Regions from separate parts of the Homo sapiens genome. Here region 2 is linked to region 1. Evidence: chromatin loops called from intact Hi-C (ENCODE). Cell type or tissue: OCI-LY7. All regions are shown on one strand. Each heading gives the region's core, and the rest is flanking DNA. Links, peaks and the distances in the headings are about the cores only. Region 1 has its middle 9.0 kb from the start of SNORA75B. Region 2 has its middle 22 kb from the start of LINC02493.

Region 1 (12,685 bases), core at 2,210-10,209:
TTCCCACCAACAGGGTATAAGCATTCCCTCTCCTCTGCATCTTCGCCAGCATCTGCTGTTTTTTGACTCTGTGGCCATTATTAAAGAGTCAAGAAACAACAGATGCTGGCGAGGCTGTGGAGAAAAGCAATGCTTTTACAGTCTTAGTGGGAATGTAAATTAGTTCAATCATTGTGGAAGACAGTGTGGCAATTCCTCAAAGACCTAAAGCCAGAAATACCATTTGGCCTAGCAATTCCATTACTGAACATATACCCAAAGGAATATAAATCATTCTATTATAAAGATACATGCATGCGTATGTTCATTGCAGCACTATTCACAATAGCAAAGACATGGAGTCAACCCAAATTCCCATCAATGATAGACTGGATAAAGAAAATGTGCTACATATACACCATGGAATACTATGCAGCCACAAAAAGGAATGAGACTATGTCTTTTGCGGGGACATGGAGGGAGCCAGAAGCCATTATCCTCAGCAACTAATGCAGGAACAGAAAACCAAACACTGCATGTTCTCACTTTTAAGTGGGAGCTGAACAATGAGAAGACATGGGCACAGAGAGGGAAACACATACTGGGGCCTGTAGGCGGTAAGGTGCAGGAGGATGGAGAGCATCAGGATAAACAGCTAACACATGGAGGGCTTAATACCTAGCTGATGGGTTGATAGGTGCAGCAAACCACCATGGCCCACAATTAACTATGTAGCAAACCTGCACATCCTGCATATGTATCCAGGGACTTAAAATAAAATAAATTATAATAACAGCCAATTCTGGCTGGTATGAGATGGCATCTCATTGTGGTTTTGATTTGCATTTATCTGATAATTGGTGATGTTGTTTTTATATATTTTTGAGAACTTGTATGCCTTCTTCTGATAAATGTTTGTCATGTCCTTTGCCCACTTTTTAATGGAGTTATTTGTTTTTTTCTCATTGAGTTGAGTTTCTTGTATATTCTGGATGTTTGTCCTTTATCAGATACATAGTTTGGAAGTATTTTCTCCCATTCTGTAGCTTGTGTGTTTACTCTGTTGATTATTTCCTTTGCTGTGCAGTAGCTTTTTAGTTTAATGAAGTCTCATTTGTCTATTTTTGTTTTCGTTGCATTCGCTTTTGAGGTCTTAGTCATAAATTCTTTGCCTAGGCCAATGTCCTGAAGAGTTTTTCCTAGATTTTCTTATAGGATTTTTATAGTTTCCAGTCTAGCCAGAGCAATCAGGCAAGAGAAAGAAATAAAAGGCATCGAAATTGGAAAAGAGAAAATCAAATTATCTCTGGTCACTGATGACATGACCTTATACACAGACAAACATAAAGACCCCTCCAAAAGACTACTAGACTTGATAAATTACTGAAGTAAAGTTTCAGGACAGAAAATCAACAGGATACAAAAATCAGTAGCATTTCTATACGTCAATAATGTTCAAGCTGAGAACCAAATCAGGAGTTCATCTCTTTACAATAACCACAAAAAAAAAACTAGGTAAGAGATCTCTACAAAGAGAACTACAAAAAAAAACTGATGAAAGAAATCATAGATGACAGAAACAAATGGAAAAATATATCATGCTTATGGAGTGGAAGAATCAATAATATTAAAAACAACCATATTTCCCAAAGCAATATACAGATTCAATGCAATACCTATCAAACAGCCAATGTTTTTTTCACAGAATTAGAAAATATCATTCTAAAATTCATACAAAACCAAAAAAGAGCCCAAATAGCCAAAGCAGTCTTAAGCAAAAAGAAAAAAGCTAGAGACATCACATTACCTAACTTCAAATTATACTACAAGGCTATAGTAACCAAAACAGCATGGTAGTGGTATAAAAATAGACACATAGATCAATGGAACAGAATATAGAACCCAAAAATAAAGCCACATACTTACCACCAACTGATCCTCAACAAAGTTGACAAAACTATACAATGAGGAAAGGACATATTACTCATTAAACGGTACTGGGAAAATTGGATAGCCATATGCAAAAGAATGAAATTGGAGCCTTATCTCTCACCATATACAAAAATTAATTCAAGATGGATTAAAGACTGAAATGTAAGACCTGGAACTATTTTTTCTTATTCTTAACTGATCAAATAGAAAACTGTTCAAAGTAATAACAATGTGTTGTGTGATTATAGGATATGCATACGTGAAATGAGTGAAAGCAATGCTATAGGATGGGAGAGAGAAATTGAGAGTGTGCTGTTATATGATACCTATGTTACCTATGAAGCAATATAGAGTTACTTAAAAGAGACTTAGGTGCATTGTAAATGTGTACTGCAAACGCTAGGCCAGCTACTACAAAAAAGTTTTAGTACAATTGAAGTATAATTGATAAGTTATGAGTGGAGAGAAAATGGAATGGTATAAAATGTTCAATTAAAACCAGAGAAGGCAGAAAAAGAGAAGAAAAAAGAAACAAAAAAAAGTACAACAAAAAGAAAATGATGATAAACATGGCAGACAGTAATTCAACTATATCAATTATCACTTTACATATAAATTGGCTTAAACATGCCAATTAAAGGACAGAGATTGTAATTGTTTTTTTAAAAAAATGATAAAAAAAGACCTTATTGTCTACAAGAAACTCATTTTAAACACAAAGGCACAGACAGGTTAAAAGAAAAGTGGTAGAGAAAAATATATCCTGTTAACATTAGTCAAAGAAAGCTGGAGTCATTAGATTAATTTCAGAAAAAAAGTCTCCATCTATTGTCAAAAAGTGTGGGTTGCATACTGAGGGTTAAAACTACCTCTGGCTGAGAGGCACTAGCTTAACCCACCAGCATCTCTTGCCAGAACACCTTCAGTAACTCTTTAATTGGTTCTGTTATGTATACTCTTGGTCTTTAACATTTGATTCTACACTGCAGCAAGAATGATCTTTTAAAATTCAAATCTCATCTGGGCACGGTGGCTCACACCTGTAATCCCAGCACTTTGGGAGGCAGCGACGGGCAGATCACTTGGGGCCAGGAGTTCAAGACCAGCCTGGCCAACATGACAAAATCCTATCTCCACTAAAAATACAAAAATTAGCCAGGCATGGTGGCACATGCCTATAATCCCAACCACTTGAGAGGCTGAGGCACAAGAATTGCTTGAACCCAGGAGGCAGGGGTTGCAGTGAGCCAGGATCTCACCTCCAGCCTGGGTGACAGAGCAAGACTGTGTTAAGAAAACAAAACAAAAGAAAACAAAACAAACAACAACAACAAAAAAAAAAACACTCAAATCTCATGTAATCCTGTTGCTTAAAACCATCAATGTCTTTCCTCTATTTTTAAGACAAAAGTCCAAATTTGGTAATGTGTCCATAAGGCTCTGCATGTTCTGACCCTGGCACCTTCTCCAGCTGCACTTAATGTCATCCCTGCTTTGCTCTGCACACTCCAGCCTCATTGACCCTCTTTCTGTTCCTTGAACTCAGTCCGTTTCTTTCCACACCAGGGTCTTCACAAATGCTGTTCCCTCTGCTGGAATTCGCCCCCACTACCACTTACTGCCTCCTTGCCTAGATAACTGAGCTTCAGACACCACCTTAAAAGTTTACTTTCTCTAGTTCAATTCTGGTTCCCTTCTACAATTTCCTAGCACCTGCTACTGCTCATTATAGCACTTATCAAAACCACACTTCATCAGTTAATGTAAAAATATTAGTTTTACATTTGTTCTCCCTGTTAGATTATAACAGGGATTTTGTCCCTCTTGTTCACATGACCAACATAGCTCTCAAAACATAATAGGCCCTCAGTACATACTTAATAAATGAATACATGAATTGAAGAATGAATATCTTTGTAAATATAATTTTAGGACTGCATAGTAGTCAATCTAGGTTATGATAAAAATTTATCTAGCCATTCTTCTGCTCATGACCATTTAGATTGTTTTCAAATATTTACTAAAAATAGAGAGGCATAAAAAAATAAAATATTATTCAAATGCATAGTGTCAAAATTTCTCTTAGGAGAAAAACTTTAAGGGGAAATCCCTTATTAAGAGCTTGGGGTTACACTGAGATTCCAAGGGGTATATGGCAACTGGCCCCCAAAACTTCAAGAAAGCGTTTACTGCACTTACTGAAACAAGAAGATGAATTTTCTCATTGTTCTAGAGAGGCAGAGTGAAAGACATAGCATGGAGGAGAGATGAGAGGGAGAGAGAGAAAGAGAGAGAGACAGAGAAACAGGCAAGGGCAGGATGTGGTGGTAGGTGCTGAGTGGGGACAGGTCAGGAGAGGATCCCTAGTGACATGGTGACCAAACCAATCCAGGAGAACAGAACAGTGCAGGGAATATGTCCCCACAAATCTTGTCTCTTAAATAACACTTTTGTTGGGTTGTTTGTGTGTGTGTGTGTGTGTGTTTTTACCCCAGAATAGATGAAGAGGCTAGATCCCATATCTGAAAGACATGTAAGAAACTGAATTAACTCAAGATGGATTAAAGATTTAAATGTAAAACCTCAGACTGAAAATTTTAGAAAAATAAAACAGGAAATACCAATCTGAACAATCAGACTTGAGAAAAAAATTCTGACTGAGTCCTCAAAAGCAATTGCAACAAAAACAAAAAATGACAAGTGAGACCTAATTAAACTAAAGGGCTTCTGAACATCAAAAGAAACTACCAACAGAGTAAATAGACAACCTACAGAATGGGAGAAAATAGTTGCAAACTGTGCAGCTCACAATGGTCTATATTCAGAATCTATAAGGAATTTAAACAACTCAACAAGTAAAAAAAACAAATAACCTTATTAAAAAGTGGGCAAAAGAATAGATACTTCTCAAAAGAAGACATACAAGTAGCCAACAAACACATGAAAAAATGCTCAACATCGTTAGTCATCAGAGAACTGAAAACCAAAACCACAATGAGATACCTACCATCTCATGCCACTCAAAATGGCTATTATTAAAAAGTCAGAAAACAACAGATGTTGGTGAGGCTGCAAGGAAAGGGGAATGCTTATACACTGTTGGTGAAAATGTAAATTAGCTCAGCCACTGTGAAAAGCAGTTTGGAGATTATTCAAAGAACTAAAAAGAGAACATTTGACCCAGCAATCCCATTACTGGATATATATATCCAAAAAAAAATAAATCATGTGATATATATATATATATATAATGGAATACCACTTAGCCATAAAAAGGAATGAAATAATGGTATTTGCAGCAATCTGGATAGAGCTGGAGACCATTATTCTAAATGAAGTAACTCAGGAATGGAAAACCAAAGATCATATGTTCTCACTTATAAGTGAGACCTAAGCTATGAGGACACAAAGGCATAAGAATGATACAGTGGACTTTGGGGACTCAAGGGGAAGTGCAGGAGGTGGGTGAAGGATAAAAGACTACACATTGGGTAGAGTGTACACTGCTTGGGTGATGGGTGCACCAAAATCTTCGAAATCACCACTAAAGAACTCATCCATGTAACCAAACACCACCTGTTCCCCAAAAACTATTGAAATTAAAAAAAAAATAAATCATTCTAACAAAAAGACACATGCATACACTCATATGTTTATCACCATACTGTTCACAATAGCAAAGACATGGAATCAATCCAGATGCCCATCAACAGTGGATTGGATAAAGAAAATACAGTCTATATACACTATGGAATACTACTCAGCCATAAAAGGAAATGAAATAATGTCTTTTGCAGCAAGTTAGATGGAGCTGGAAGCCATTATCCTCAGTGAACTAATGCAGGAACAGAAAACCAAATATCATGTCTCACTTATAAGTGGGAGCTAAACTTTGGGTACTTACGGACACAAAGATGGGAACAATAGACACTGGGGACTACTAAAGGGGAAAGGGAGGAAGAGGGGCAAGTGTTGAAAAACTAACAATTGGGTACTACACTCACTACCTGGGTGATGGAATCAATCATACCCCAAAACTCAGAATCACAAAATATACCCAGGCAACAAACCTGCACATGTAGCCCCGACTCTAAAATTAAAAAGTTGAAATTGAAATTTTTTAAAAAACGGAAGCTGCATGAAAAGAAACAGGAAGCAGGAACCAAACAACAAGACATAAGAGGTTACTCAGATCTCCAAGAGGCAACGCAAGGGGGATCCACCCTTTCTCTGTTTCCCTATTTCTCTCTCTCTCTCTCTCTCTCTCTCTCTCTCTCTCTATATATATATATATATATATATATATATATATATATACACACACACACACACATACACATATATAGATGTATATATGTATATATACTATATATACACACATATAATATGTGCATGTGCAGGTGTGTCTATCTATCTTTGTCTCTTTTTTCCTTTCTGAGGGGAGCAAGGGTATATTCAAGGTTGTCTCCTTTAGGATAAATTTATAAATACGGAATTACTGGGTTAAAGGTTAGCCACACATTTAAGGTAAAAATGATTTTTAGTAATTTATATTTCTTTTTATTCAGTAGGAATTTGAAAGAATAAAACATTCCTTGTCCTTACAAATAGTTGTCTTCAATTACAAGTTCCAGCACCTTCTGGTTGAAAGTCATCTCTCTTCTACTCTAAAACTGTACATATCATGAGTGCTTAATCAATGAATATTGAAATAAATTCCTAGCACTCCTAGTCCTGAAAACTAGCCATTTTTCTATGGGCATATTCCCCCTATCTCCAAGAACACTGCAATATGTCTTAATTTTTCGGGATCAGTTCCTTCATCCTCTGATTTACAAATATCTTGAGTCTTCAAAATTGTGTTGGGTATTTTGAATCTTGGTTCTGTGAATTTTCCAATTCTGTTGATGTCCTGGTTTTTTTGGTGTTGTTTGTTTGTCTGTTTGTTTTGAGACGGAGTCTCTCTCTGACCCCAGGCTGGAGTACAATGACATGATCTCAGCTCACTGCAACCTCTGCCTCCCGGGTTCAAGCTATTCTCCTGCCTCAGCCTCCTCATTAGCTGGGACTATAGGCACACCCCACCATGCCTGGCTAATTTTTGTATTTTTAGTAGAGACGGGATTTCACCATGTTGGCCAGGATGGTCTCCATCTCCTCACCTCATGATCCACCCACCTCGGCCTCCCAAAGTGCTGGGATTACAGGCATGAGCCACCACACCTGGCCAATGTCCTGTTTTTTTAAAGGATTTTGACACACATACTCCTGATTAGCATAGTAAACTCAAAATAATTACTAAATCTTTCTGAAATTCAAGCAAGATATTGCTTGTGCTTAGTTTTTAATAATGCAAAATTGTTTTGAGCCAGTACTCCTTTTTTAAACTAATTTGATTCTCCTCTTTAATATGCTACATTAAAAATCTAGCCAATATCAAAATTAGCCATATAGCTGATAAAAGAAAATAATAATAATTAGAATCATAATTTCAGAATTTGTCTAGAAGGCTTTTTCTCTCTTTTCTTTTTCCAGATTTATTAAGGTATAATTGAAAAATGAAAATTGTACATATTTACAGTGTACAATGTGACGTTCTGACATACGTGTACATTGTAAAATGTTTAAATCAAGCTAACTAACATACGCATCAACTCACATACTTATTTTTTGCACTGAGAACATTTTAGAGCTATTCTCTTAGCAATTTTCAAGTATACAAGACAGTATTATTAAGTATAGTCACCATGCTGTACAATAGATCTCCAGAACTTATTCATCCTGTCTACCTGAAACTTTGTAACACTTCACCAATATCTCCTTATCTCCCACTCCAAGTCCTGGCAACCACCATTCTGCTGGCAGCTTCTATGAGTTGGACATTTTAGATTCCACATATGTGAGATCACGCAGTATTTGTCTTTCTGTGCCTGGCTTGTTTCATTTAGTATAATGTCCTCCAGTTCATCCATGGTGTCACAATGACAGGACATCCTTTGTTTTTAAGGCTGAATAGTATTCCAGCGTGTATTTATACCTCATTTCCTTTATCCATTCATCCATCAATGGACACTTAGGTTGTTTCCATGTCTTTCCATTGTGAATAATACTGCAATGAACACAGGAGTGCAGATATCTCATCAACATACTAATTTCATTTCCTTTGAATATATATTCAGTAGTGAAATTGCTGGGTCATATGGTAGTTTTATTTTTAATTTTTTGAGGAACCTCAATGCTCTTTTCCATAGAGGCTATACTAATTTACATTCCCACTGACAGTATACAAGGGTTCCCTTTTCTCCACATCCTTGCCAATACTTGTTATCTTTTGTCTTTTTGATCATAGCACTTCTAACAGGTGTTAGGTGATATCTCATTATGGTTTAATTTGCATTTCCCTGATGATTAGTGATGCTGAGCATTTTTTCAAATGCCCATTGGCCATTTGTATGTCTTCTTTTGAAAAATGTCTATTCAGGTCCTTTGCCCATTTTTTAACTGAGCTATTGGTTCTCTTGCTTAACAGCCATTTTCTTTAGACCCTGTTGGCCCACATAAAAAAAAGAAATAGGCAGATCTAAGACAAAAAGTTAATCTGTAATAATCCACCAAATAGCTACTTCATGCACTCTTTATACCTTTAATTTTTTTCTATCAAAGTTATTCTCTTTCTGCAATTGGTCACTTCTAATATATTTATGGTTGGGTTAGAGTCTGACCATATAACGTTTTTAAGCGCATAGCAATGCCACCTTTAAAAAGTTATCCTACAGTTATAGTCTCACAAAAATACAGTTTATTGGGGCTTTGTTTCTAATATCAAAAGATGGGAAACTATGTAAATCTCTAACATTAGTGGGCTACTTAAATAAATCATGGAACATGAACAAAATAGAGGATCTTGCAGCCAATAAAAAAGAATGAGATCTATCTATGCATGCCAATATAAAATAAATTCTATGGTGCATTTTAAGACAGAGTCTCACTCTGTTGCCCAGGCTGGAGCGCAGTGGCGCCATCTCGGCTCACTGCAAGCTCCGCCTCCCGGGTTCACGCCATTCTCCTGCTCCAGCCTCCCGAGTAGCTGGGACTATAGGCGCCTGCCACCACGCCCGGCTAATTTTTTGTATTTTTCGTAGAGATGGGGTTTCACCACGTTAGCCAGGATGGTCTCGATCTCCTGACCTCGTGATCTGCCCACCTCAGCCTCCCAAAGTGATGGGATTACAGGCGTGAGCCACCATGCCCGGCCTCTATGGTATATTTTAAATGAACAAAGCAAACTGCAAAACATTGTGTATAATATGCATTTTGTATGCTTAAAATATCTCTACTTGGCTACAAAAGAAAGTCATAGTTGTTGCTTCTAAGGAAGGCAGTGGGAGACATGGTTCCGACATGTAAGGAAAACTTACTGTTCATTGAACTTTAATTTTTTTTTTTTAGACAGAGCCTTGTTCTGTCATTCAGGCTGGAGTGCAGTGGCATGCTTATGGCTCACTGCAGCCTCAGCCTCCTGGGTTCAAACAATCCTCCCACCTCAGCCTCCCTAGTAGCTGGGACTACAGGGGTACACCACCACACCTGGCTAAATTTTGCATTTTTTGTAGAGATAAGGTTGCCCAGGCTGAAATATTTTAATTTTTTACAATGAGCATATATTAATTTTTAGTTAAACATAGACAATCAAATGGGAAGGGGGAGGGCTTTGGTTCTGTATTTCATGAAACCAGTCAAAATCACTATCACTTTTGGCTAATGGTAATCAACTCAAATTGCAAATTAGCAATTAATTTATCTCTGAATCTATCGGCAGGATTTCAACATCTCACCAAATCTTACTAAGAGTTTTAACCATATGCCAAACAGTTATTTCCTCGGTCATTCATTCATTGCACCATTCAATTCATACTAACCGTGGGCATGCACAATGCCAGATGCCATGCTGGGACACAGGAACACAGCAGTGAGCAAGAAAAGGAATTCGTTGTTACCTCTTTGAGCTTAGAGTCTAGCAGGAAAGACCAACCTTCCTACTAAGTAACTGGAGAAATGTTGAAGAGCATTGTAAGAGTACTTGAAGGGATGCTTACACAATCTATGTATTGGAAAGACCTCTGAGGAAAGGACATTTAGCTGATACCTCTAGTTAACCAGGTGACTGGTGAGAGAGCATGTTCTAAGAAGAGATGGGCAGATGGTGCCACCTCAAGGGTAAAACAGAGCTCTACCTGGCAGATTGAAAGCTGTCAGGACCAATGGAGCCTCAAGTTCAGATAAATGAATGGGGATACCACCAGGGAGCAGATCCTAGGGGACTTGAGCAAGGTTGAGGACCCTGGACCTCACTTTAATGACAGGAAGAACCACAGCAGGATTTTAAGCAGGTGTGTTAATCTCCTAGGGCCACTGTAACAAATTAACCACAAACCAAGTGGCTTAATACAACAGAAAAGCATTTTCTAATAGTCCTGAGGGCCAGAAGTCTGAAACAAAGGTATGGTGAGGGCCGTGCTCCCTCTGAAAGCTCGAGAGGAGAATCCCTCCTAGCCTCTTCCTAGCTTCTGCTGGCTGTCAGCAATCTTTGGTGTTCCTTGACTTATAGACACATCACTCCAAACCCTCCCTCTGTCATCAGATGGCCTTCTCTCTGTAGGTATCTCTGTCCAAATCTCTCTCTTGTAAAACCACCAGTCACAGTGAATTTCAGAGCCACCATGATCCACTATGACTTTATTATTAAGTTGATTACATCCAAAAAGACCCTATTTCCAAAAAGTCATATTCCCAGGTTCCACATGGAAGTGAATTTTGGAGGGACCCAATTTAACCCAGTACAGCGAGGACACAATATAATCTGATTTGCATTTTATAAAAACTATTCCAAGGATAAAGAGGGAAAAGATAGGGAGGGAGCGAGACTGCAAAGATAAAGATTAACTTCATATACATCTTTATTATTTTTGAATTAGGAGATTCATTTTGAGGCCCGAGCTACATACACATCAGACGTTGAGCTAAGAGCTGTTTCCATGATATCTCATTCTGTCCTCAAACTGCCCTGTGAAGATAGTCAGAGATGTGACTTTACCTGTCCATGGTCACACAGCAGTGCCTCAAACCCAGATCTGGTGGGCTCTAGAGCCTGTATGGTTTCCATCCTCCCAGGCTGAAAACTAAACACATTCTCAAGGCAATGAGACTCCTTTGACATAGATTTCCAGGAGATGGAAAATACTGTACACTGGCATGGTTTTAAGCACACTTCAAATTCTTTATGCAAAGCCAGGGCAAAAGGTGAATAGTTAACATATCCTAAAGAGCAGTCATGTTGTAATGCAAAGGAATCTGAGGGTTCCAATCACACTGTACCATGTCCAGTGATTCAACACTAGGTCAGAAATATTCTTTTTAAAAAGAGACCTATGTAAAATCCGTGCTTCACAAACACAAGCCCATATTAAAAGAAGCCTGCTTTTTATAAAATGAAGAAACTTGAAGCTATCATCTGAAAAACTCAGATACAGAAATGAATACAGAGGAAAAAAGAGGTAATTGGTGGGAATTATTTGGACTGATAGCTGATATTGATCAGAAACAGACTGTGGGTCTTCTCCCTCTTTCCTGCTTTACCTCCATAGTCCACAATTGTAAAGGTGGGTTGAAATTTTAAGAAACAACAATGAAGACCAAGGTTATTCTCTCTTGTGCTCAGTAGTTTTTAAGGGGTCAAATGAGTATTGTGGGTGTAGGTTACAGCTTCTGTCACTTATCACAATTTTGTCATCTCAAGGTCTGAACAAGGGAGCACCCAACTCTCAATTTCCTCTTTTTTGTTCCATGGCTTTTTCCTGCAATATTAAAACAGAAATGAAAGAAGGAAGAAAGGAGGGAAGGAAGGAAGGAATGGAGGAAGAGAGGAAGAAAGAGAGGAAAGGATGAAGGAGAGAATGAAACTTGAAAAAAGTACATGTGAATCCAAAAAGGGAGGAGAAAACAACGATTATTCTGATATGTATTACTAGTTTAAAAATGGAACTGTAAATCAGGTTATAATTTATAAACTGGTTCCTAAAAATAAAGAATAAAATATGTTCAAAAGCAATTAATAAGCAATTTTTATCTAGGAAGTGGGTGATTTTTGCACAAGGGGGAGAGAAATGCTCCAGGCTTTGCCTCATCTCCTAGAAGCATCCCATATTCTTAGATGTGACGTTGCCTTGGTAACCACAACTTGGTGACCTCGTTATTTCAACCTAATCCTGCTTTGAAATTATAGTTGCTCCACCCTTTTGCCTGGCCAGCCTGATAACATAATCATTGTAAATGAGGATGAGAAAAAAACAGCAGGATATAGTCCCTCCGGTGACACAAGACCAGTCTCACCTTATCATGGAAATAGACGAACAATTAAACGGCATGAATCTAAAACCCTAAAAGTGGATTTTCTTATTTTTATATGGCTTCTTATGCTTATTTTCAAAACCTACTGGTGGATTCAATGTAGCAGGGTATCTTGATATTACTATATGAAAATGGAAAATTCCTATTTCTGTTAAAAAAAAAGAGATAAACTGTCAAAGGTGAAGTTCTTAATTATGCATGTGTTTTGCCCAACAGCTGAATAGAAACCAGAATCAGAAAATAATTTTTTAACAAGTAGACTGGCAGTATCCAGGTTTGTTTGTCCAGCTTAACTTCCTCTGGCTAAAGCCTCACAGATCAGTTGTCATCTTGAATTCAGGTTCCTTTCATAACAAAAGAATCAGGA
Region 2 (12,685 bases), core at 2,268-10,267, 100 kb before region 1:
TAGATACATAAATCTATTGGACTTATGGAGTGAGGATTATGCCAGCTAGGGTGCTTTGGGTACAAGTAACATAATAACAAAGACAGGGTCGGGTTTCAGGTTTAGTAGGACCACATCTCTAAACACCTCTGTTTCCACTTTGTTTTCAGTTGGATTTTGTTTGCAGCTGTGGAAGTTCTATGCACTTCACTATCCAGAAAAATCTCTGAGATTTTATTCTATTCTCAAAATAATCAAGAGTCTCAGGTTGCATGCATTTTGGATCAACTTAAATTATGTGCTCATGCTCTAAGCTACTAGGGGCTGTCATAAGAACCTCCCAGATTTCATTTTTCATATGGTAGTAAGCAGTCTGCATCCCACCAAATCTATACACATCGTGTGAGCTATCCCTAAAGAGGAAGAGGTTGGATATTAAATATCATTCCCCCAACGTACACACACACAATGCCTACTACAAGGAAGATGTCCACACCTAGACCACTGGCACTATGAGTCAATGGAATAAATGTTCTCCCAGCCACAGCTCCTACATTCAGCACTTATTTATGGAGATGAATCTCTAAGAATGTGACAGCGAATTATAATTTATCAGCCAGGCAGAGCCCGTTGGTTTTATTTAATGATTCATGGGTATATCTCTAATTTTTTTAATCCAACATAATCAATCTTATAGCTGGCAGAAATTTCATCCCAAATTCTAACAGTAAGATATCTGTTAGGATCAATTTCAATTTTGTTCTGCATTTTTTATAAGATGGGCCAGGTGCTAGCCATTTCCACCATAGATACTTAAATTTCTCAAAATGTTATTTTATATTCAGCTATCTTAAGTATCAAGTTAATTTTTTTGTTCCACAAGTAATTTGAGAAACATTCAATGAAACAATTTAAAAATATCTCCCATGAATGTGAAATTCCATAGTAGATAAAAGCATAGTTTAAAAAATAAATCAAGACGATGTAATACAAAAGCACAAATACTGCAAACCAAAAAGAATAATCAGATCAATTATCCTTATTGTTTTTGGTGGAAAATTGTATTTTCTCTAATTGAGCCTCAAATTTGATTCTGAGCTTACCAGCAGCCAAAGGAAAAATGGAGACATAGTTAGATCATTCCCAAATATCAAACTGTAATAGTTCTTTAAAAATTTAATTTTTTCATGACACTAGATATATAATGAGTATATAGGGAGTTCTGAGCATCATAGTAGAATATCTTCCTTGTCAACATTCCTTTAAGTAATACATTTGCAAGATCCTTTTAACTGTTTTTATAGTATATTTCAATATACACCAAAATAACTGAAAAGTTATAATTAACAATAGTTTCATTAAAGACATTCTGTGAGAGGCTGAGTAATATGTTGCAAGTACATGGCCTTTCTATGATTCAATTTGATCCTAGGACAAAGTTTTAAATATCTTGATAAATTCTTAGACTATGAATTCTTCAGATAATCTGTTTATTTCTTCTCTCAGGCTTTTGACAGTGTTTCATGGTCTTTCATTCAATTCTTTCAACAACCTGAGGTAATACTCTTATTTTCACTAAGTTACATGTAAGGAAGTAGAAGCTCAGGGAATGAAATGTTTCACTGATGGTCAAACAGCAAGTAAATGTCTTGGAAGAGACTTAAACACAGGTGCTCTGATTCCAGATTTTAAAACTGCATTTATTAAGCACCTATTGTGATTAGGCAGTGCTCTAGGGGATGGGGGTAGTTGACTAAAATATAATTCCTGCTCTCAAAGAACTAGTAGAAAAAACAGATACACAAAAATATCATTTTATACAATTCAGCCAATGCTCTTTGCTTTCATTATACCAAGGATGCAAAACCAGTACTCATGGAGTAGTAATTTTGGCCATATAAGATTGTTGGATAGGAACAAACATTTCCGAACAACTCTCTCAGATCATGGTCTAAATTGTGTGATACACTATTGCTAAAAACTCCATAAATATTGAAAGAAACACAGATGAAAAGGACGGGAGGAGTGATTGCTTCATGCAGTTACTGAGCCTCTTTTGGAAAAATCAGAAGGAAGAGGGAAAAACATTCCATTTATTCCCAGGATGATCATAACTAATTTGTATGGTTATTCTTGGCCATACTAAGAAAATAGCATTTGGTGACAAAATGTGGTTCTGAGGATGAAAAGCTTTCAAAGTCAGATGAGACTATCTTGGTTCAAATATTTCAAATTCTGAGAAGTAAACCATTTGGTTGGTGGTGGTGCTAGTGGTGACTTTACTTAAAATGACAAATTCCTGAATGCCCTACCCTAGAAGTGGCTCAGTAGGACCTGGATGACCATCTGTGAGGAAAGTCAGAAAGGTTGACTTGGCATTAATCATGTTTCACTCATAGATAATGAAATTATCTTGGAAATCAAATCTCACATAAACTCAACATATAAAATAGATGAAAGGGGAGTTACTCTAGTTGACTGAATCCAGGGTAAGGGGAGGAGGTCCACCCACACCGTGCCTTGTCACTTTCTCACTGACCACACCTCCAGGTGATCAGTGGAAGCACTATTCGAAAAAAAAAAAAAAATGGTGGGACTGGTCCTCCCAGTTCAAAGGGTCACAGATCCTAGGATGTTACAAAATAATAGACAATGGTGACTTTCCCTCAAATGGCTGCTGCAGATGTTAGCAGCCTTTAGGGAAGTAATAATAATTTACATTTCTGGGTCTTTTCTAGCTGGCCACTTCAGTGGTTCAAACTCAGACAAAGTAGACAGACTCTGGGAGCAATGATTAAAAAGAAAATAAAAAAACAGCTCACAGTAATGACTCCTCCCAAGAAAATACCTAGCAATCTTTCAGCTACAGTAACAGTAATCCCAAACCCACTACAGCATCTAATTGAAATATTGATTCTTCAGTTAGATCTCTAACTTAAAATTCCAGAGCAGAGAGCTCCCCACCACATACACCCCTTCACAGAATCACCGCACAGAGCACATAGTGTTTCCTTCACATTAAGCTTCCCCAGGCTTTCATTTCAATTAGTCATAAAAAAAAATCAAGAAGTAAAGTATTGTCGGAAAGATTCCAGTCAGTATTTTATTGCCTGAAACAGTTCTCAAGATTAACCATTTCATAGCAGAACGGGAGTTCTGCAAAAAGAGCAATGCCTTTGTTTACAGGTAGGACACTAAGGATAAAGTAAACAAAGTCTACTTTCCTGTCAGTGACTTATCCAACATGTTTGCATTACACAATCTCATCTGTGACATTAAAATTTAAACAAGCACTCAATTTGTGCCAAGAAATTACCACAAATCCAGCTTTTGCTATCCTTGTATTTTCATTTAGATTCTAAGAGCAACAAAACCCCTTGATGTTATTATCTCCTATGAATACTAATTATCTCACTACAACTGTGTGTCTGCTAATCTTCCAGAAATAATGTGAGAATTACTGGGATGCGATAGGAGCAGAATGGAATTAGAAACCTATTTTGTGAATTTGTCAAAACTACCAGCTTTCTAAGAGTGGTAAAAGCACACATCCAGAAATTCTTTCATAAAAGGACAAATTACCGCAATGAAGATAAATGATGATTCTTAATGGCTCACTTTGAGTACAGATGAGTTGCTAGGTCAGGGCCAGCATTCTGTGAGTTCTTTTATCCTTACAATAAGTTTATTTCACAGAACCTAGTATTTTCATCTCAGAGCACCAGCTTCAACTCCAGATAAGACCTGGTTTTAATCATGCCTAATGGTTCTGGTTCCTAGGAGAATAAGCATGAAGGTGAAAATCTCCTCTCCAGCAGGGAGGGGAATAAGCTTGTTCTGGGGACGAGGACCTAATCTGCCCCTCTAAAAGCAGGAAAATATTTATCACAGCACAGTGTCTGACACGTTGTTGGTCTCAAATATTTGTAATTAGAAATTCTGAATGAAGGTGTTACTGTGCTTTGCTTATCCAGAGCTGAAAACAATATACTCATGAACTGTTGTGCTTGAAGGAACCTTTGCTGTCTTCTCCTTAGGTTGCCCCATTTTGCAGTGGTAACTGAGACTGCAAGCAAGTAAGAAACTGAGGCATAGTAGGTGAATGGGTCTGCCACAGGAATACATGTGGTCACATCGGGCAAACCAGAATGATACTGTGTTTATTTCCTGAAACTCTGATCAATGCTCTTTCCTCTACTGCAAAATCCAAAATCCTACAGCATCTCTGTATTAGTCCATTCTCAGGCTACTATGAAGAAATACCCAAGACTGGGAAATTTCTAACGAAAAGAGGTTTAATTGATTCATAGTTCCTCATGGCTGGGAAGGCCTCAGGAAACTTGCAGTCATGGCAGAAAGGGAAGCAAACATGTCCTTCTTCACAAAGCAGCAGGAGAGAGCAGTGCCAATCAAAGGGAGAAAAGCCTCTTATAAAACCATCAGATCTCGTGAGGACTCACTCACTATCATGAGAACAGCATGGAGGTAACTGCCCCATGATGTAATTACCTCCCACCACTTCCCTCCCATGACACGTGGGGATTATGGGAACTACAATTCAAGATGAGATTTGGGTGTGGACACAGCTGAATCATATCACCTTCAAAACCAAGTGTCAGGCATTTCTCTAAGTCATTTTCTTTCCCTACCCTTGGTTCACTGCAGTGGTCTGGGTACTGTCACCTTTTTCTGGACCCTGACCACAGGCAGGGTTTCTCTAATCCCAGTCTTGCCCACTCTGATCTCTTCAAATGACTCTCAACTTCAACTAGGCTCTAAAGACCATTTTATCTATTTCATCACTGAAACCTTTCCTCATATTTTTGATCTACAGAACTGCTGAACTGCTCACGGTGTAAAGGTGTATACATACACACGCGTTCACACACACACGCGTTCACACACACACACACACATTCTATGTCAGTTCACCCATGACTTTATCTTTGTGGTCTCCCTTTCCTGGACCCTCCCTCCCATCCATCTGACTGGTTCCATTCCGTGCCTTTGCAGGCACCTCTCAAGCCTGCTCCTCTTCCTCCACACTCCACAGCAGGCTTGGATTAGGAACCTCTACTCTCTGATCTCATGTTCCCAGGTATCTGTTGGTATCTGCACTAAATTTAGATATATTACATAAAACCCTCACGTGATTTTCCAGATTCAGTTGGGCTTTGTTTCTCCCAATTACTTTAACCAATGAACATGCAGGCATTGCGTGAAAACCATGTCTGTTGACTTATAAATATTGACACGAATAGATGACAGGTAGTTAGGAAGTGTTTACACAGCCTTCGTGTAATTTCTAGGCATCTATTACTCCATCTCTTTTTCAGTTCAGTGAATTATTTTGAATATAGCACCTGTGCTCCTTCTGATTCTCACAGAATTAGAACAGAAACTTCTGAAATAATTTTACTTCTGCCTTTCAAAACCTGATATTAGTGGTGAGCAACCATGTGTTTTTCTTTAAAGAGTTCTATCATTGGGCCCATAAAATGCTGTATCTGAGAAGAATGAAATTCTTAATTGTGTTTGTGGTGAGATATATGAATAAATAAATAGAATGCATTAATATTTTATTAATAGTTATGGCTATCTTCTAGAATGGTGTGTGCTATGCCAAGTGCAGCTGGTTGTATTTTAAGTATCTTTTTATATGTCTGTTTCCCACACTTAGTTCCAGGCTAATTGCCTGATTCAGATTGTGTGGCCAGAACCCAGCACAGTATCTGGCACATGATAAAAACTCAATACTTTTTGAATGAAACATTTATGTAGTCCTAAATTCTCTGTGGAACCTTGGCTAGCTTTCACCACTTTCCCTAATATTCCTTAAAAAAAAAGTCAGTTCACGCTTAAATTCTAGTCATACTATATCACGAAAAGAGGTTTGCCCCCTATAACTTCTACTCATTGCCTATATCTGCCCTCTAATATTAAAACAGACCAACCGTGACCTCTACTTTAGATCTTTTAAAACCATGATTGCATCTCTGCCAAATTTGCATTCCTCCAAGCTAACATTTACTTGTTCTTCAATCATTTTCAGACACTATCATCAGGGCTTAACTCCTCTAAGTAAACCCTCCAGGTGGTCAATCTCCCACTGAAGATGTGCCATCCAAACTGCACACAGCATTGCCCAGAACATCTGGCCAGATCACAGTTTAGTGAGGTTGTCACCTCCTTTGACGTTGATGGCATACCTTTGTTAATGAGGCCCAAGTGTGTTACTATTACTAATAGCTAAAACTATAATCATGATGACTCCACACCAACTCTTTCTCTGTTCCCTGTTTAAGAAGATGCATCCCTCCTATTCTTGAAAATTTAGGGTTAATTCCTCCCACTTGGACTCCTAATCCTGTCTCACTGTGCCTTTTTGAGGATCTTACACCATCACCTATAACCCCTCTTACTTTCAATGTAATCTCTCTCTTAACTACAGTTGCTTCCTGGTAGCTTCAAACATGCTTGATATGGTTTGGCTGTGTCCCCACCCAAATCTTATCTTGAACTGTAGCTCCCATAATCCCAACCTGTCATGGGAGGGACCCTGTGGGAGGTAATTGAATAATGGGGGTGGGTGTTTCCCATGTTGTTCTCATGACAGTGAATAAGTCTCATGAGATCTGATGGTTTTATAAAGGGCAGTTCTCCTGCACATGCTCTCTTGCCTGCTGTCATGTAAGATGTGCCTTTGCTCCTCCTTCACCTTCTGCCATGATTGTGAGGCCTCCCCAGCCATGTGGAACTGTGAGTCCATTAAACCTCTTTTTCTTTATAAATTACCCAGTCTTGGATATGTCCTCATAGCAGTGTGAGAATGAACTAACACAGTGCTCAAGTTCCTCTCATCTTAAAAACTACATATCAACCCTCAATATTGTGTTTCCACCCTCTCCACTTCTCTCACAGTCTCATACCAAGGTCATGAATAACTTTACTTTTACCAAATCCAAAGCCTTCAGTTTTTACTTATTTGCTCCATTCGACACTATTCACAACTCCTCCTCTTTAAAACATTTTCTTTTCCCAGGTCCTGTGACATTTCTCCTTCTGGTTTTTCTTCTATCTCTGGCCACACATTCCCATCTTCCAGTATGGGTTGCTCTTCATTCACCCTTCAAATGTCTCCATCTCTCAGGCCTGTATCTTCAGCCTCTTCTCTTCTCACCTACGTATTCTCTCTGAAATTTGCCATCACCTTTCATGATTTCAATTACCATGGAAAACAGAATGTCTCTTTCAAATTCTACTTCCATTGCAAACTTTTCTCCTAAGCTTTAGAGTTAAAGGAGAAAGTGAAAGTGTACTCCCTACTCATCATTTGCGAGTAGGACTATCCCTACTGGTGGATATTCCACACATCTCTCAAACTCAACATTGGCAAACTGAACTCCACATTCTCTGCTTCTCCCTCCTCCACGTGTCCTTCTTACCTCTCTGAATGCCAAGATCAACCACCTGGTGTGCTGCAGGATGCACACAGGTGAGATGAGTTGTAGACAAATGAACTGATTTGTTGAGTGTGTGGAACTCATGGCCATTAGGCAAGAGTTTTCTTTTTCCTACATCACTGCCGTCAACCGCTCCTGGTTAGGCCTCCCGTGCTTGCCCTTGGACCACATTTCATGGCATACTGCATGTATTCCGAAAGACTTTTTAGTTAGAAGAGCAATCTCCTGGAGTTCTCTGTGATTCACTTTCACATATTTAAAAGTCTAGTCTTTTTAAAATCAAAACTTTACCATTATCTGTAGCAAACTAACACAGGAACAGAAAACCAAATACCGCATGTTCTCACATTCAAGTGGGAGCTGAATGAAGAGAATGCATGGATAAAGAGGGGAACAACACACATAGGACCCTTCAAAGGGTTGGGGGTGGGAGGAGGGAGAGGATCTGAAAAAACAACCTATGAGTAGTAGGCTTAATATCTGGGTGATAAAATAATTGGTACAACAAACCTCCATGACACAAGTTTATCTATGTAATAAACCTGTACTTGTACCCCTGAACTTAATATAAAAGTTAACAATTAAAATTTAAAAAATTAAATGAAAACTCCAACTTCTCACTCAGTGTAAATCTTCTCCCTGCCCTGAATCATGCCTCACATCAAGCCTGACCTGTGGACCAGAGACCTATCCCCAGGGAGAGAGACAAGGCATGGTCTTCTCTTTTTTTATTTTGTCGGTCTCTTGCTCTGTGGCTTCTGTGTTTCACTCTCTTCATCTGGAAGAAGTGCCTTTAAGTCACAGAGTGACTCCAAGCCAGTAACTACCATGATTTGGCCTCCCTTTTTTTTAAAAAAATGAAGCAGTTGCAGGAAATTAAATCTAAGGGCCCTTCCAAATCTAATACTGCAAGATTCTAAGATTCTCTTTCTCTGGTGAATAACAATTCATTTGTCCACATTGCCTTGATTATTTTTGAATTCCTAGATTTCCTGCTCATCTAAAAGCTGAGTTTAAAAAACTGGGGCTGTATTAGGCATGTTTTTAAGTAAAAGCAATATATGAAGAGGCTGTGTTTCCAAAGAGTAACATCAGCAAAATGTCTTATTAACATTCTCATCTCTTCCAACGTGGCTGAGGCTAATGCAACATTTTTCATTTCATGTCACAAGTGGGCCATATATATATTTTAAATCATGATCACACTTCAGGCAAGTAGGTCTACAGCCTTACAATGCCCAGTAAGTGCTTCATTTACCCCTGAAGTGATAATCCACAGTTGCATCAAAACACTTTTTTTCAAATTTCTTGACTGTCATGTAATAGTCTAGTTGTTTTGAAACCATCCTCTAGTCTATAATATATGTATGCTTTTGGCTTACAAACATGAGAGTGATGTCGTTGATCAAACTTTTGTCAGCAGCTGTATGGTTTCAGATGAAACTCTTGCTATCTTGGTGTTTTCTCTAATACCTTAAATCACAATTTTCTATGTTGGAACATAATTCACTCAAGGTGACAGCAATCACAAATTATAAAATTGTGTATTAATCTGTGTGGGAAATATTTTTAATGTAATTTTCATGGGAATAATGTATGTACATAGTTTAAAAGCACAAATAACTGGTTCCCTATTCTATCTCTCCCTACAAATTTAAGACTTCCCTGTGGCAACATTTTTTTAAGTCTTCTAAGTATTTCTTCTGGTATTTAATGAAATATTTCTAAATAATATCTTATACCACTCATTCTTGATTGTTCGACTTCATACGTTACTTTTTCGCTTCTGACTTAGGATATAGGTTTGGATACTGTAACAGACAATAAAATGACAGTGCCTTAAAATAAAGAATGGTTTTTCTTCGTAACAGATGGCAGAGCATCAAGTTAGAAGGACCCTTAATCACCTGATCTAAGGCAGGCTATCACCATGACCACAATTCATCCAATGGGATGGGGAGACGAGAATGGGAGCTTGTTGCTTCCCTTTAAGAATATAACCCAGGTACTTGGGAGGCTGAGGCAGGAGAATGGTGTGAGCTCGGGAGGCGGAGCTTGCAGTGAGCCGAGATCGCGCCACTGCACTCCAGCCTGGGCGACAGACCGAGACTCCATCTCAAAAAAAAAAAAAGAATATAACTCAGGAAATGTATGGATTATTTCCACTTATATCTTATTGTTTAGAACTTAGTGTAATGGCCCCATCTCACTGCAGGTGAGGTTGGGAACTCTGGTCCTTACAGTGAGAAGCCATACTATTAGCTAAGATTCTCTTACTATGAAAGAAAAAAACATATATTACTGAGAAACTATTTTTCTTCACAATTTTCTATTTTGAAAAAAGAGTATTTTACCCTTGTAAATAATCCCCACTAGCGTGTGCATGCACACACACACACACATCAACTCACTTTGCATCCCTGTCCTCCTAACATAACTATTGTATCTCAATTTTGGTTAAATCAGTATTTGATGTTTACATTACAAAATACTATTTACAAGTGGATCACATAATGTATTTCCTCCTTGCACATCAGGAGATGTATAGTATCTCCATCATATCTCTACTCGTATTGGTTAGCTATTTCTTCAGTAAAGCTCAATTGCCTTAAAAGGTTACCATTAATTTCATGGATCTGCAGGCTTGACTCTGCACCATGTGTATCTCATTTTCCTCCCAGGACCAGCCAGCTAGTGGGCTTTACATGGTGATTATAGAAGCAAGAGAAAGAAATAAGAAACACAAATCCCTTGAGACCTAGAATGAGAGCTGGCAACTCCTACTTCAACCCGCATGCCATATGCCCAAGGAAGTCGCATGGGCAAGCTCAAAGCCAAGCTCCCCCACCATAAGAGTGTGCCAATGATGTGTCTGCAAAAAGGGGAGGAGAATTCGAGACAAATAATTTAATCTATCACACCGAGAAGGTTCGATTCTGCTGCTCAATCCAATGGCTGCTCTTCAGGTCTGCTATGTACTGCTCATGATGAATTTTCCGATACTTACTAAGGAAATGTCTTCACATTCAACCTGTTTCCAGAATCCCATGTCTTCCTTTTCCAAAGATTACTCCCTTTTTTATGGGTGCCTATATATCCTTGGCTGTCTTTCATATTTAAAACTGAAGTGAGAAATGCTATTGTCAGCTCTGTGGGTATTGAAGGTTTCACATGAGGGCACAGGGCAAAAGACTCAGCCCTTTGACAGGGGCACTCCCAAATGTCATTATTCATAAGTACTTTTCTCTTAAGTTATCAATTTACCTCAAAGAATAATTTTTCAAACTTTAATCTGGGGGAAGGTGATAGCTGGCAACATTTTCAAAGCTGAGATGGGAAACTGTGATGTCTTCATTAAGTAACTTATTATTTTTGAGACCAATTCTCACTCTGTCACCCAGGCTGGAGTGCAATGGTGCCATCTCAGCTCACTGAAACCTCCACCTCCCAGGTTCAAGTGATTATCATGCCTCAGCCTCCCAAGTAGCTGGGATTATAGGTGCGTGCCACCACACTTGGCTAATTTATGTATTTTTTAGTAGAGATGGGGTTTCACCATGGTGGCTAGGCTGGTCTCGAATTCCTGGCCTCAAATGGTCCACCTGCCTCGGTCTCCCAAAGTGCTGGGATTACAAGTGTGAGCCACTGTGTATGGCCTCACTTAGTAACTTCTAAAGGATGATTTAGGGAAAGGAAAATGATTCCAGAAGGGAGGTCTAAGATGCAAAAAAAGAATAGTAGGTAGGCATATCTAAAATGTAAAGATGAAATACAATGGTAAATAGTTTTCGGCAATGCCCCAGTTCTTCTATTCTTAAGTATACAACCTAGATGACATGAATCGATATGGTTTGGCTGTGTGCCCCCCGATATCTCATCTTGAATTGTAATCCCCATAATATCCACATGTCGAGGGAGAAACTGGGTGGGAGGTGATTAGATCATGGGGCTGTTCCCCCATGTTGTACTCATGATAGTGAGTGAGCTCTCACAAGATCTGATGCTTTTATAAGTGTTTGACAGTTCCTCCTTCACATGTTCACACTCTCTTGCCACCTTGTGAAGAAGGTGCCTGCTTCCCCTTTTGCCATGATTATAACTTTCCTGAGTCCTCCCTAGCCATGTGGAACTGTAAGTCAATTAAGCCTCTTTCTTTCATAAATTACCCAGTCTCTGGCAGTTCTTCATAGCAGTGTGAAAACTAATACATGAATCCTCCCAAAAGCATTGTTCATAATAGAAAAACTGGAGAAACTACCTATTGGCAAGAAAATAGATAACAAATCATGATCTCACTCAATGGAATATTATATAGCCATGGATAGGAATAAAATGCAGCTACAAAAAGCAATGTGTTTTCTGGAAAATATAATGTTGAGTTTTTTTAAAAAGCAAGTCCTAAAGCAGTATAACATTATTAAATATATCCACAAAGTTAGTTAACCTTTGTTAAAAATTTTTAAATTTAAAATGTTTCTATTGTTGCTGCAATCCAACAAATTTTTCTATTTTTCTATTGTTGCTGCAATTCAACAAATTTTTCTGTTTTTCTATTGTTGCTGCAATTCAACAAAGTTTTCAGATAAAAACAAGTAACAAACAAAAAACATCAGAAGTGGTTCCCTCTGAGGAGGAAATAGAGGAGAAGAGGATAGAGAAAAAGTACGTAACAATTTACAGGTAATGCAAAAGCCATACACTTGATGATGGGTATATGGATGTTCATCAATTGTCATGTTTTATAACATGGTGTATTATTCTGTTTTCATGATGCCAAAAAAGACATATCTGAGACTGGGCAATTTACAAAAGAGGTTTAATGCACTTACAGTTTCACATGGCTGCGAAGGCCTCAGAATCATGGTGGAAGGCAATGAGGAGCAATTAACATCTTATGTGCATGGCAGCAGGCAAAGAGAGAGCTTGTGCAGGGAACCCCCCATTTTTAAAACCCTCAGATCTTGTGAGACCCATTCACCATCACAAGAATAGCACAGGAAAGACCTGTCCCCATAATTCAGTCATCTCCCACCAGGTTCCTCCCACAACATGTGGGAATTATGGGAGCCACCAGGTGAGATTTGGGTTAGGACACAGAGCCAAACCATATAATTCCACCCTTGGCCCCTCCCAAATCTCATATCTTTACATTTTAAAACCAATTATGCCTTCCCAACAGTCCCCAAAGTCTCAACTCATTTCAGCATTAACTCAAAAGTCCAGAGTTCAAAGTCTCATCTAAG

What was found. Hi-C counts contacts between places; a loop is a spot of excess contacts. Peaks named below come from ENCODE experiments on the same cell type or tissue, not always from the same donor. Only the 100,000 strongest peaks of a DNase experiment are listed, where the experiment ranks them.
Region 2: a loop joins it to region 1, with 2.3 times the contacts of the local background. A loop is called at or near these places in 1 of 110 quality-filtered maps.

What each region holds. Positions count from the first base shown.
Region 1 is chr4:17,305,546-17,318,230 of GRCh38, forward strand. No RefSeq gene overlaps it. Among named protein-coding and RNA genes, the nearest start is that of SNORA75B, 9.0 kb to the right of the region's middle. In OCI-LY7, for the core only: no CTCF peak of the experiment used is centred there; a DNase peak (open chromatin) is centred at 6,096; H3K27ac peaks cover 322 bases.
Region 2 is chr4:17,201,894-17,214,578 of GRCh38, forward strand. No RefSeq gene overlaps it. Among named protein-coding and RNA genes, the nearest start is that of LINC02493, 22 kb to the left of the region's middle. In OCI-LY7, for the core only: no CTCF peak of the experiment used is centred there; a DNase peak (open chromatin) is centred at 5,358; H3K27ac peaks cover 591 bases.